Linked DNA regions of Homo sapiens: all the other regions are linked to region 3. Evidence: chromatin contacts called from ENCODE Hi-C data. All regions are on one chromosome and are shown on one strand. Each heading gives the region's core, a stretch centred on a gene start or an enhancer-like site at or near the end of the contact. The rest is flanking DNA. Distances are from core to core; before and after follow the strand shown.

Region 1 (3,143 bases), core at 184-2,683, 710 kb after region 3:
TCATAGCTTGTACCCCTCCATGCACGTCTTTATGGGTAGCCTTTAGCCTTTCTGAATTTTTGTCTTAGGTGTCCCTCTAGAGTATTGGCAGAGAGTTGGTGGGTTTTGCTTTGTGGTCTGGGGTAGATGGAATGTATTTGTAGTCTATACCCTAGCTATGACTCACTTTATGGCAGGGAACACTTCTCCACCCTCTGACGCTGGGCTGGGCATGGAGCAAAGTGGTCAATGGGATTGTGGTGCACCTGGCGTGAGCAAAGGTGTGCTATGTGCTTGGGGCCAGGCTCATGCTCCTGCACTCCAGCCTATTGCCATGACCAGGACAGGCCTCGACCGGTGGGGTCAGGAGAATGAGGGATATGTGGAGCAGTCCTAGACCCCCTATGGCTCAGACTGACCCAGTTCTAGACCAGGGGAACCCCGTGCATCTGCAGATGGGGGCTGAGAAATCAGTGCTTGTTTCCTGCACACTTTGGGGTTGCCAGAGAACTAGGGTGGCGGTAGCTTATGGATACAAGGTCTTCAAAGACCTTTCTCTTAGCAGGGGAGCTAGGTATACTTGCATTTTGATGTAGCTGGTGTCTTTGGTTTGTTCTGGAAGGTTGTTTGCCGTTGTGAATTCACTATGTGGAGTATGGCGTCCTCGTGTGGCTTTCATTCTGAAGACTGGTCTGTTCCACTCTCCCTTTTTGGCTTGGTTATTTTTTTTTTTCTGTATTTAGGAAGGCTTTATTTTTGTTCTGGAGCTGTATTAGTCAGTGTTCTCCAGAGAAAACTGAACAAATAGGACAAACACACACACTCACACACTCATGAGGGGATTTATTGTGGGAATTGATTGGTTCATGCCCTTCAGGAGGCCAGGAAGCCCCAGGATATGCCAGTGGCAAGCTGGAAAACCGGAAAGCCCATGGTGCAATTCAGTTCGAGTCCAAAGGCCTAAGAACCAGAACAGCTGGTGGTGTCCCTCTCAGTCCCAGGCCACAGGCCTGAGAACCTGGGGGCTTCTGGTTTAAGACATGGGGTCCAGAGGCCCAAGAACCTGGAGTTCTCATACGCAAGGGCAGGAGAAGGTGGATGTCCCAGGTCAAGCATAGAACAAATTTCCCCTCCTTCCTCCTGTTGGTTGTATCTGGGCCTCAGCAGATTGAAGCAGGCTTGCTCACACTGGCGCGGGTGGCCCTCAGTCAGTCCACTGGGTCAAGTGCTCATCTCTTCCAGAACCCCCCCACAGAAACACGAGAAATCACGTTCTCCCTGCTCCCTGGACATCCCTTAGCCTAGTCAAGCTGACTGCTAAAATGAGCCATCACAAGGGCTGCCTTGGTAATAGTGACTTCTGCTAATGCCCACGGTGCCCGCTTTTCCTAACTGGCCTTGTGCTATCATTGAGCACTGTCAGCTGCAATAAAATCACCCGACTCTCACCTGCTAACAGTGCAGCAGCGGATCGGCTGACTGCCTTTCCCTTTCTCTTCCTTCTCTTCCAGTTTTTTGAATGCGTGGGTGCTTTTCTGGGTTTGGTAGTGCAATCATGCCCTCTTGCGCTGCTAAGGTGAATTGCAGTTCCCGTAATAAAAGATACTTTTAGGTGGGCTTGGTGAATCTTTGACAGCATCTCTGTGATGAGGCCCCCCTCTTAGCTGCTTCTTTCTTGCCCTTCATCACCAAAGCTCCCGGACACCCTTGCGAGGTGCTTCTGGCCCGATGGCCTGTCCAAGTGCTTCCTGTAGCTCTTGCTTAGCAGGCTGCCTTTCTCCTCTCAGGGCGGCTCCCTCCTCCTGCTCTGTGCATCGCGCCTCCACAGGGACCACCCATTTCCTCCGGCTGTGCATCCCCCACTGGCTGCCCCTGGCACCCACCCAGGACCTCCACGGGGACCCCCTCATTCCTTTCCGCTGTGTACCCCCCACCCCTGCACCCCCCCCAGGACCTCCACAGGGACCTTCTATCCCCTCCAGCTGTGCACCCCCCCCACCCCACCCAGGACCTCCAAGGGGACCCTCACCTCCTCCAGCTACACATGCCCCCCTGCCCCTGCATCCCACCCAGGACCTCCATGGGGACTCCCCACCCCGTCCATCTGTGCAGCCCCCTGCCCTTGCACCCTACCCAGAACCTCCATGAGGACCCCCTCAATCCCCTCCCACTGTGCATCCTCCCCTGCCCCTGCACCCCCCCACAACCTCCACAGGGACTCCCCACCCTCTCCTGCTGTGCAACCCCCACCCCTGTACCCCCCTGACAACCTCCACAGGGACCCTCCACCCTCTCCCATTGTGCACCCCCCCACCCCTTCACCCCACCCACAACCTCCACAGGGACCCCCACCCTCTCCCACTGTGTACCCCCCTGTACCCCACCCACAACCTCCACAGAGACTCTCCACCCTCTCCCACTGTGCACCCCCCCAACCCCTGCACCCCACGCACAACCTCCACAGGGACTCCCCACCCTCTCCCGCTGTGTACCCCCCTGCCCCTGCATCTCACCGGCAAGTGATTCTACATCAACTCTGCTGCTCTAAGATGTTGATTTTCCCACTGACCTTTAAGTGAATTTTGTGGTTCTTGCTCTTTCCCAAACACAGTGTAGGTCTGACAGCTATAGGTGACTGTTTCTTTGCTTTGGAGACTTGGTCTTGCGCTGTGGCCCAGGCTGGAGTGCAGTGGGGTGATCATGGCTCATGTAGCCTTGACCTCACTGGTTAAAGCAATCCTCCTACCTCAGCCTCCAGAGTAGCTGGGAACACAGGCAGGCACCACCATGCCTGGTTAATGTTTTGATATTGTAGAGATGGAGGTCTCACTATGTTGCTCAGGCTGGGATTACAGGGGTGAGTCACAGCATGTGGCCCCTCCTTGTTCTTTGAAAAGTTCTCAGAGGGTGTGAGAAGAGATTCCAATTCAGGTATTATCCTCTGGTATTTTCATTTTAGAATGTGTTCTTCCCTATTAACTACATAGAAAATGACAAAGTGCTTCAGGTCCTACGTATCAGATTTAATTGGAACACTTTACTGTGGAGGTGGGGGTGGGGTGTGGTTAGGAATAATAGACAAGAAAAGCTTTCCCTGAGGGCCTTGAAAGTCCTGAAGCTCCACGTTAGAAATGAGGGTGGGTGATCTTCACCCCATGCCTACA
Region 2 (3,392 bases), core at 342-2,841, 800 kb before region 3:
CTCACTGCAACCTCTGCCTCCCAGGATCAAGTGATTCTCCTGCCTCAGCCTCCCGAGGAGCTGGGATTACATGGGTGCACCACCACACCCGGCTAATTATTTTGTATTTTTAGCAGAGGTGGGGGTTTTGCCATGTTGTCCAGGCTGGTCTCAAACTCCTGACCTCAGGTGATCTGCCCGCCTCAGCCTCCCAAAGTGCTAGGAGTACAGACGTGAGCCACTGTGCCCTGCCAAATTTTTAAAATGTCTTTATCAATATGCTATGTGTTTTTTAATGCAATCCGAGATCAAGTGTTTGATAGAAATGATAAATTCGGGCTGGGCGCGGTGGCTCACGCCCGTAACCCCAGCACTTTGGGAGGCTGAGGCAGGCAGGTCACCTGAGGCCAGGAGTTCAAGATCAGCCTGGACAACATGGCAAAACCCCATCTCTACTAAAAATAGAAAAAACTTAGCTGGGTGTGGTGGTGGGCGCCTGTAATTCCAGCTACTCGGGAGGCTGAGGCAGGAGAATCACTTGAACCCAGGAGGCAGAGGTTGCGGTGAGCTGAGATCACACCACTGTACTCCAGCCTGGGCGACAGAGTGAGACTCCATCTCCAAAAAAAAAAAAAAAAAAAAAAAATTGCTGTAGGCATGTTTTTCCAGGTTTGATTTTTTTCCAGAGAGAAGTATGCACAAACAGTTAACACTGTTACAGTGTGAGCATCAGGATGGAGTTATCCAAAACTCAAAAGAAGCCTTTTTCTTTAAATAGTTTGTCAAATTGTTTGTTTTTCGGGGGGTGGGGGATTTGAGGGAGAGGGCATGGTGTTAATAGGATGGCTAAACGGTGGTGGATCGGGTCTTCTGTTCTGTTCAAGTGAGAGTGTTAAAGTTGTGAGAAGACCTAGTGTTGAAGACAAACGCTGTGGTATTCTGAGAGGGAGGGAAGCAGAGAAGCTCAGGCCGGGGGCAGGTTCACATCAGGAGGTCCATTTTTGAGTCTTGGCTCCATTACTTACTGTTTACCTGAGCCAAGTTGCCATTCTTCCTGAGCCTGAGGTTTTTCAACATAAAATGGGGAATTTGAAAGGTCAAATAAATTAATTCATAATATTTGTGTTGTCTGGTTTATTATAAACGTTGAGTCCTATGGAGAGTTTAGAGATGTTACCATTCATATTTTTATGATATATAGAACAGCTTAAAGCTCCCCCTTTGGTGTAAGTATAGTATATACAGGTATAATGTTCTGAATAAATTACTTCAGTTATAGTTTGTGAAACCTGATTATAGCTGATACTCTGGAAATGTAACTCAGTTGTAGTCCAGAATTTTATGCTCAAGGTGGTGCTGTTTCCCCATAAATCTGATGATGTTTTACATTTTATCTCTATCTGTTCCAAATCAAGCAAATAACTGGATATATGTCTAGGGCCATTTCGGCCTTCCACAGTCCCCCAAGCCATCTTTCCTTGTGAGACCCCACCCAAAATCATGTCATAGAAATGTGTATTTACCCCATATTCACTAGAACACATGTGGGAGCTTAAGAGTTGAGTATACCAGTGGACCTGTTCAACATTTTGGAAGACATTTGTTAAAAAATACTTTAGATACTACAGCTTGCTTTTTGTATTTTAGAGTCAGTTTGTTTTTAGGTCAGAAATATTTGAAAAGCTTGTAAGCCCTGGCTCCTAATGGAATAAAGGACCTAATATAGTTCTTCTGCAAACTGATTACGTTACAAGGGAAAATACTCATTTCGAACTTATTTTTGCTCATAATCTCTTTCCGGGCCGCCATATTAATCATTTCCTACTTGTTGTCAGAAACCAGACGTGCATTTCATAGATGTGGTCGTTGTGTGTTTGATGTGAATTGTTTTGTTTTGTTTGTTTTTAGATCCGGGGATTTCTTTCACGGTTTGATAATGTCCTTCCCGTCAGCCTGGCATTTGACAAATGTACAGCTTGTTCTTCCAAAGTAAGTCATTTTGTATTGGAGGGACTTGTTTTTAAAAGTGAGCGGGTCAGCATTTGACCGCAGCCTCACCAGCTGGAGCCCTTGAAACCAACTAAGGGCTTTTTGTGGGGGAAGGGTGGGGTCTAAACCCTCAGAAAGGACTTTGTTTTCATGGATCTGTATTCATTCTCACAGTGGTTTAAAACCAGCCTGAGAAAATGTGTAGGGAGACTGAGTTAAAATATTTCAACTCTGTATCAATACTTGCATCATGCTAATTTTGTCTTGAATTTGAACTTTACTGCTCTTTGTTCCTCCCCAGAGGGTTCCCTCCTAGCCAGGACCCTCATAGAGCAATTTTTTAAAGCGTTACTCTGAGGGTGAGGCGGCCCTGGCTATGCATCTTCTGCAGATCCACATAATTACAAAGAAAAAGTAAACAGAGATTAGGGGCCTGGATGGGGAGCCACTAAAAGGGCCCCTTCAGCTTTGATCTTTCCAGAAGCTCTAAAAATAGAGCTGGTATGTTAGCCATCGTAATGTGAAACGGCTGATATATCTCAAAACTACAGTGATGGCATCTCGTGTTTTAATAGGCTTTCGGATACCATCTGAGTGATTTTTACATGCACACTGTATGTGATAGCTGATTTCCTTTCAAGTGTTCCTTTCAGCCTTCTGCTGCCCAGCGACTTGACCTGGGCTTTTAAGGCTCATGATTGCTGATAAGTAAAGATTTTCATGTTGAAGTGCTATACAAAATAATGTTGGTGACCACTAATCCCCAACTGTGGCTTCTCAGTTACAATTTGGAACTATTTTTCGTGTAGCCTTCGTCTGTCTGCCACTGTGGAAGAAAGAGAATTCTAGGGATGTATTTCTCTATTCTGAGTTGACAAGCTTCCTTTGAAAACTGTACTTGGGCTATATTTTATGGGAAGCACAATCCTGACCAGTTTCTCTAAAAATTGAATGTAGAATTGACAAGCAATGTTGATAAATTTGGTTACGTTTAGATGCTCAAAAATTGAGACTAATTATTTTCTTTTTGCTTCCGAAGTAAACTAAGCCTGTTTTATTATGCATCCCAAGTGCCTATGTTGAGATTTCAAGCTTAGACTTTGTCAGTAGTTACCCATGAGCCCATTCTTTCTGTAGTTTCCTTTAAGATATATCTGCTCAAGCCAGGACCTCAAGGATGTCTGCATGCACCCCCATCTTCAGAAATGCAAGTTTTAGGATTGTATACTACATCTTTAGTGGAGCAGATTTTTTTTTTCTTTGAATGGTTGAGCTAACTGGTCTCAAAATAACTTGGCAGTATTAATTTTCATACTGAAATCATTTGGCACAGGTGCCAGGTTTTCTATGGCTTTATGTTGGTCTGGCTAGTCAATGAAATAAAGATAATTGGGTTCTCTAAGTGAAATGCAAACACTCATTCA
Region 3 (3,148 bases), core at 428-2,927:
AGAATGAAAATGAACCTCTTCTCCTACCCTGAGCTGATCAGAGCACATCTGAAATGTTTCCAGTCTGAGGGTCACAGTATAACAAGGACAAACTCTAACTCCGATCAGAATGTGCTCAGAGGAGAGAAACCAGGAGGTTGAGGCATTTGGCAAATCTATGTTATGAGTAAAAGTTAAAGGAATTGCAGTTGAATAGCAGACATCTCAATGAGTGCATTAATTAATATCTTTAGCTCTCTGATGCCGCCATGGAGTAGAACTGATTCCAAAAGGCAAATCTGTTAGCAGACAGGTTTTGACCCAGTGTAGGGAGTAAACTCTCTAACACTCAGAAACGGCATGCGGCTGCCACATTGTTGCTGATGTTCAAGCAGGAGCAGGATGAGCAGCTTGTAAGGCACATGGTGAAAGGGGAGGGCTGGGGACTGGGGCTGTTGGAGCAGGTAACTTATAAAATCTCCTTCCAAGCCTGACATGCTGAGATCCAGACTGTGTGCAGCCATGGGACCTGGAAAAGGCTGTGATGAGAATTCAGAATTGAAGGACTGAGGCTGAATAACCTCTGGTGTCTGGTGGGACATTCTACCAGTCCTTTTTTGTACTGGTTCTCTGGTATGAAGAGAAACAGAACACATTTCCAGCTAGGTTTTTCCAGCCACAAAGGCTCTGAAACAAGCTTGTCTAACCTGCAGCCCAGGATGGCTTTGAATGCGTCCCAACACAAATTCATAAACTTCCTTAAAACATTATGAGATATTTTGCAATTTTTTTAGCTTATCAGCCATTGTTAGTGTTAGTGTATGTGTGGCCCAAGACAGTTCTTCTCCCAGTGTGGCCCATGAAAGCCAAAAGATTAGCCACCCGTGTTCTAAAATATGAGGTCTCCTGAGTGCAAGAAGACCAAGCCTAAGAAGGGGTTTCTTCACTCTGAGAAGTGGAGTCTAAAGGGCTGTCCAGTTAGGGAGGGGTCTCTGATCCCCGGCATGGGACTAACAGGGCTTCACTTGAGCTCAGAAGAGGTAAATTTAGGACAAATGAAAGGCCTTCCTGCTTCCCACAGCAGGAATGGCTTTAGCAAATTTCTTCCCCAGTGAGTATAAGCTGAGAATGTGAGGAGATTTGGGGCAGGTTCAGATAAAGCCACTAGTGACTAGATCCCTTAACAGACTATTAAGAGAAACTAACTATTCTGGGACTGTCTTAACTTTTCAGGGACATCTTTAATCATTTGAAGCTGACATTCTGACCTTGAGTGACCTGCCCCTCAGTGCCCCCAGAAGACTCAGGGACTGCCCCCATGGGATATTTCTTGGGTTCTAGGTTATGGGAGGGCCCCACTCCAGGAGATGAGCTCTGCAAGCAGAGAAGCAACTCCCCCCAGGAGGGAAGGAGAAGCGGCTCATCCCTGGGCACCTTTTAGAACCTTTTGGAGGAAGGAAGGTGGGCGCTGGTGACTGCAGGGGCAAGCCCAGAAAGATCCCAAGGTGCCTCAAAACATGCGGTCCCCTTTGCACCGACTAAACCTACAACCTCCTGACCACATTCTTTCCCGCTGCCTCATTCTCCCTGGGGTCCTAGACCAGGGAGCGGGGCCTGGGGGAGCTGATCAGAATAGTTCTGTGGCGTGTCCGGCAAGGAGCTTGGCCTGGCCTCTTTCCTGGGGCCAGACCCTGGGACCCTTTCCCAATTTCCTGTCTCAGATATGCTGAGCAAGCACAGGCCTTCCTCCTTGGTTGGGGCAGCTGGTCTCAGGCCAACAGCTCACAAGTGTTGAGTCACTCAATGTCTTTCCTTCCTCAGCTTTCCATCCTGCTGGGACTTCAGGAGCTCCTTTCTCCAGCTTGTCTGCCGAAAGCCACAGGATGGCATTTTAAAGTTACCTTTGACAAAAACCCACAAACCCTCATCCATGGGCTTGGTTTCTGTCACAGGCCAGTGATTTCCTTTCCAATCATCTCAAGAGCTAATATTTACCATTTCTGCAAGGACCTTGCTGGAACTAAGCAATATACAGAAGGCATGGTATAACCCAGACCAGAATTCCCTGCACATGAAACTGCTATGCATCAGGTGACAGGAAACCACACAACAATATCTTCTCCACTGATGCACGAAATTCTAACATTAGACCTCCCTTCCTTTGGATTGATATTTATTTTTTAAATAGTAGTAGGATGCTCACTTACATTGCCTAACACTTTACAGTTTACAAAGCACACTCTTTAGTTTAAGCCTAACAATCCTTATTTAAGATGTCTTGGGCTGGCAAATGTATCTTTGTTTCACATATCAGCAAAGAGAAGGCAACTGCCTTGCCCAAGGTCACACAGCTGCTAAGCAGGAGAGCTGGATCTTCTGGGCCCCAATTCAGGGAGTTCTCCACAATACTGTGCACCATGCCCTTTTGGTGCTCCCACATCAGCAGAGGCGAAGGTAAGAATGGAATGAGCTGGGCATTTGTGACTCTATATCTCTACGTAAGGAAAATCCTTGCATTCCTCCCTTAACAAGTGGTGGACCTACCAACCTGGAGGAGTCTTGAGCTTCACCAGCTCTCTCCTTCCTCCCTGGCTTCTCTGATCACTAAGCCCAGTAGATTCAGCGTAGCAGGATACCAGCCCAATTAGCTTTGATGGAAGCGGCACACTCTCCTTGCCAAGCTCCTGAAAGCCTATACCTGCAAGACATCTCTGCACAGGTCCAATAACCCTAGGGGTCTTGCTGAGTTTAAGACTCTGTAGCTGGTCCAGGCTGGTCTGGAACTCTGTAGCTAAGAAGGGATTGTCTCAGTTCTCACACACCGGAAGAACTGAAAGAAAAAAAAAAAAAAAAAAAAAAAGCATAAACGAATTCATGGAAGCCTAGAGCCAGAAGGGCCTGTAGAAGTCATGTGCCTGCAGCTACATGAGCCCCCCTAACCAAAGTTTGTCCAAGCACTGCTGAAATACCTCTCATGCCAGGAAGCTCACTACTACCCAAGCCAGCCCTTGACACTATTCAGATTTATATTTGACTAATTTCAATCTTCTACTAAGCCCTAGGTGCTTCCATGGTTACCTCATTTATACCATTTGGGAAACTGTGACTCAGGATAAGTAACTTGCCCAAAGTCACATGTGTAAAGTTGTCATTTCGAGACTTCTAACCA

The links. Hi-C counts contacts between places; a loop is a spot of excess contacts on that map. Pooled maps may share reads with other maps.
Region 1: a map of IMR-90 shows a loop between it and region 3 (15-fold over the local background). The contact joins two enhancer-like sites. A Hi-C loop is called at or near these places in 1 of 168 maps with a recorded cell type or tissue (IMR-90), 1 of 37 single-sample maps with no recorded cell type and 5 of 50 pooled maps.
Region 2: a loop to region 3 is called in a map of endothelial cell of umbilical vein, with 21 times the contacts of the local background. The contact joins two enhancer-like sites. A Hi-C loop is called at or near these places in 5 of 168 maps with a recorded cell type or tissue (CD8-positive, alpha-beta T cell, Caco-2, chondrocyte and 2 more) and 17 of 50 pooled maps.

What each region holds. Positions count from the first base shown.
Region 1 is chr3:12,890,623-12,893,765 of GRCh38, forward strand. The region is part of intron 4 of LOC105376956 (a long non-coding RNA gene); the gene reads left to right. Among named protein-coding and RNA genes, the nearest start is that of LINC02022, 7.0 kb to the left of the region's middle. Within about 2 kb of position 1,434, at least 2 of the 41 ENCODE cell types and tissues checked have a DNase peak (open chromatin) inside an H3K27ac peak, as active enhancers do.
Region 2 is chr3:11,378,085-11,381,476 of GRCh38, forward strand. ATG7 (autophagy related 7) reads left to right here. Exons shown (of 21, transcript NM_001349232.2): 19 at 1,888-1,968. Among named protein-coding and RNA genes, the nearest start is that of ATG7, 110 kb to the left of the region's middle. Within about 2 kb of position 1,592, at least 3 of the 41 ENCODE cell types and tissues checked have a DNase peak (open chromatin) inside an H3K27ac peak, as active enhancers do; they include endothelial cell of umbilical vein, where a contact is called at or near this core.
Region 3 is chr3:12,176,559-12,179,706 of GRCh38, forward strand. All of the region lies in intron 10 of SYN2 (synapsin II), which reads left to right. Among named protein-coding and RNA genes, the nearest start is that of TIMP4, 19 kb to the left of the region's middle. RefSeq lists an enhancer at 1,593-2,792. Within about 2 kb of position 1,678, at least 12 of the 41 ENCODE cell types and tissues checked have a DNase peak (open chromatin) inside an H3K27ac peak, as active enhancers do; they include endothelial cell of umbilical vein, where a contact is called at or near this core.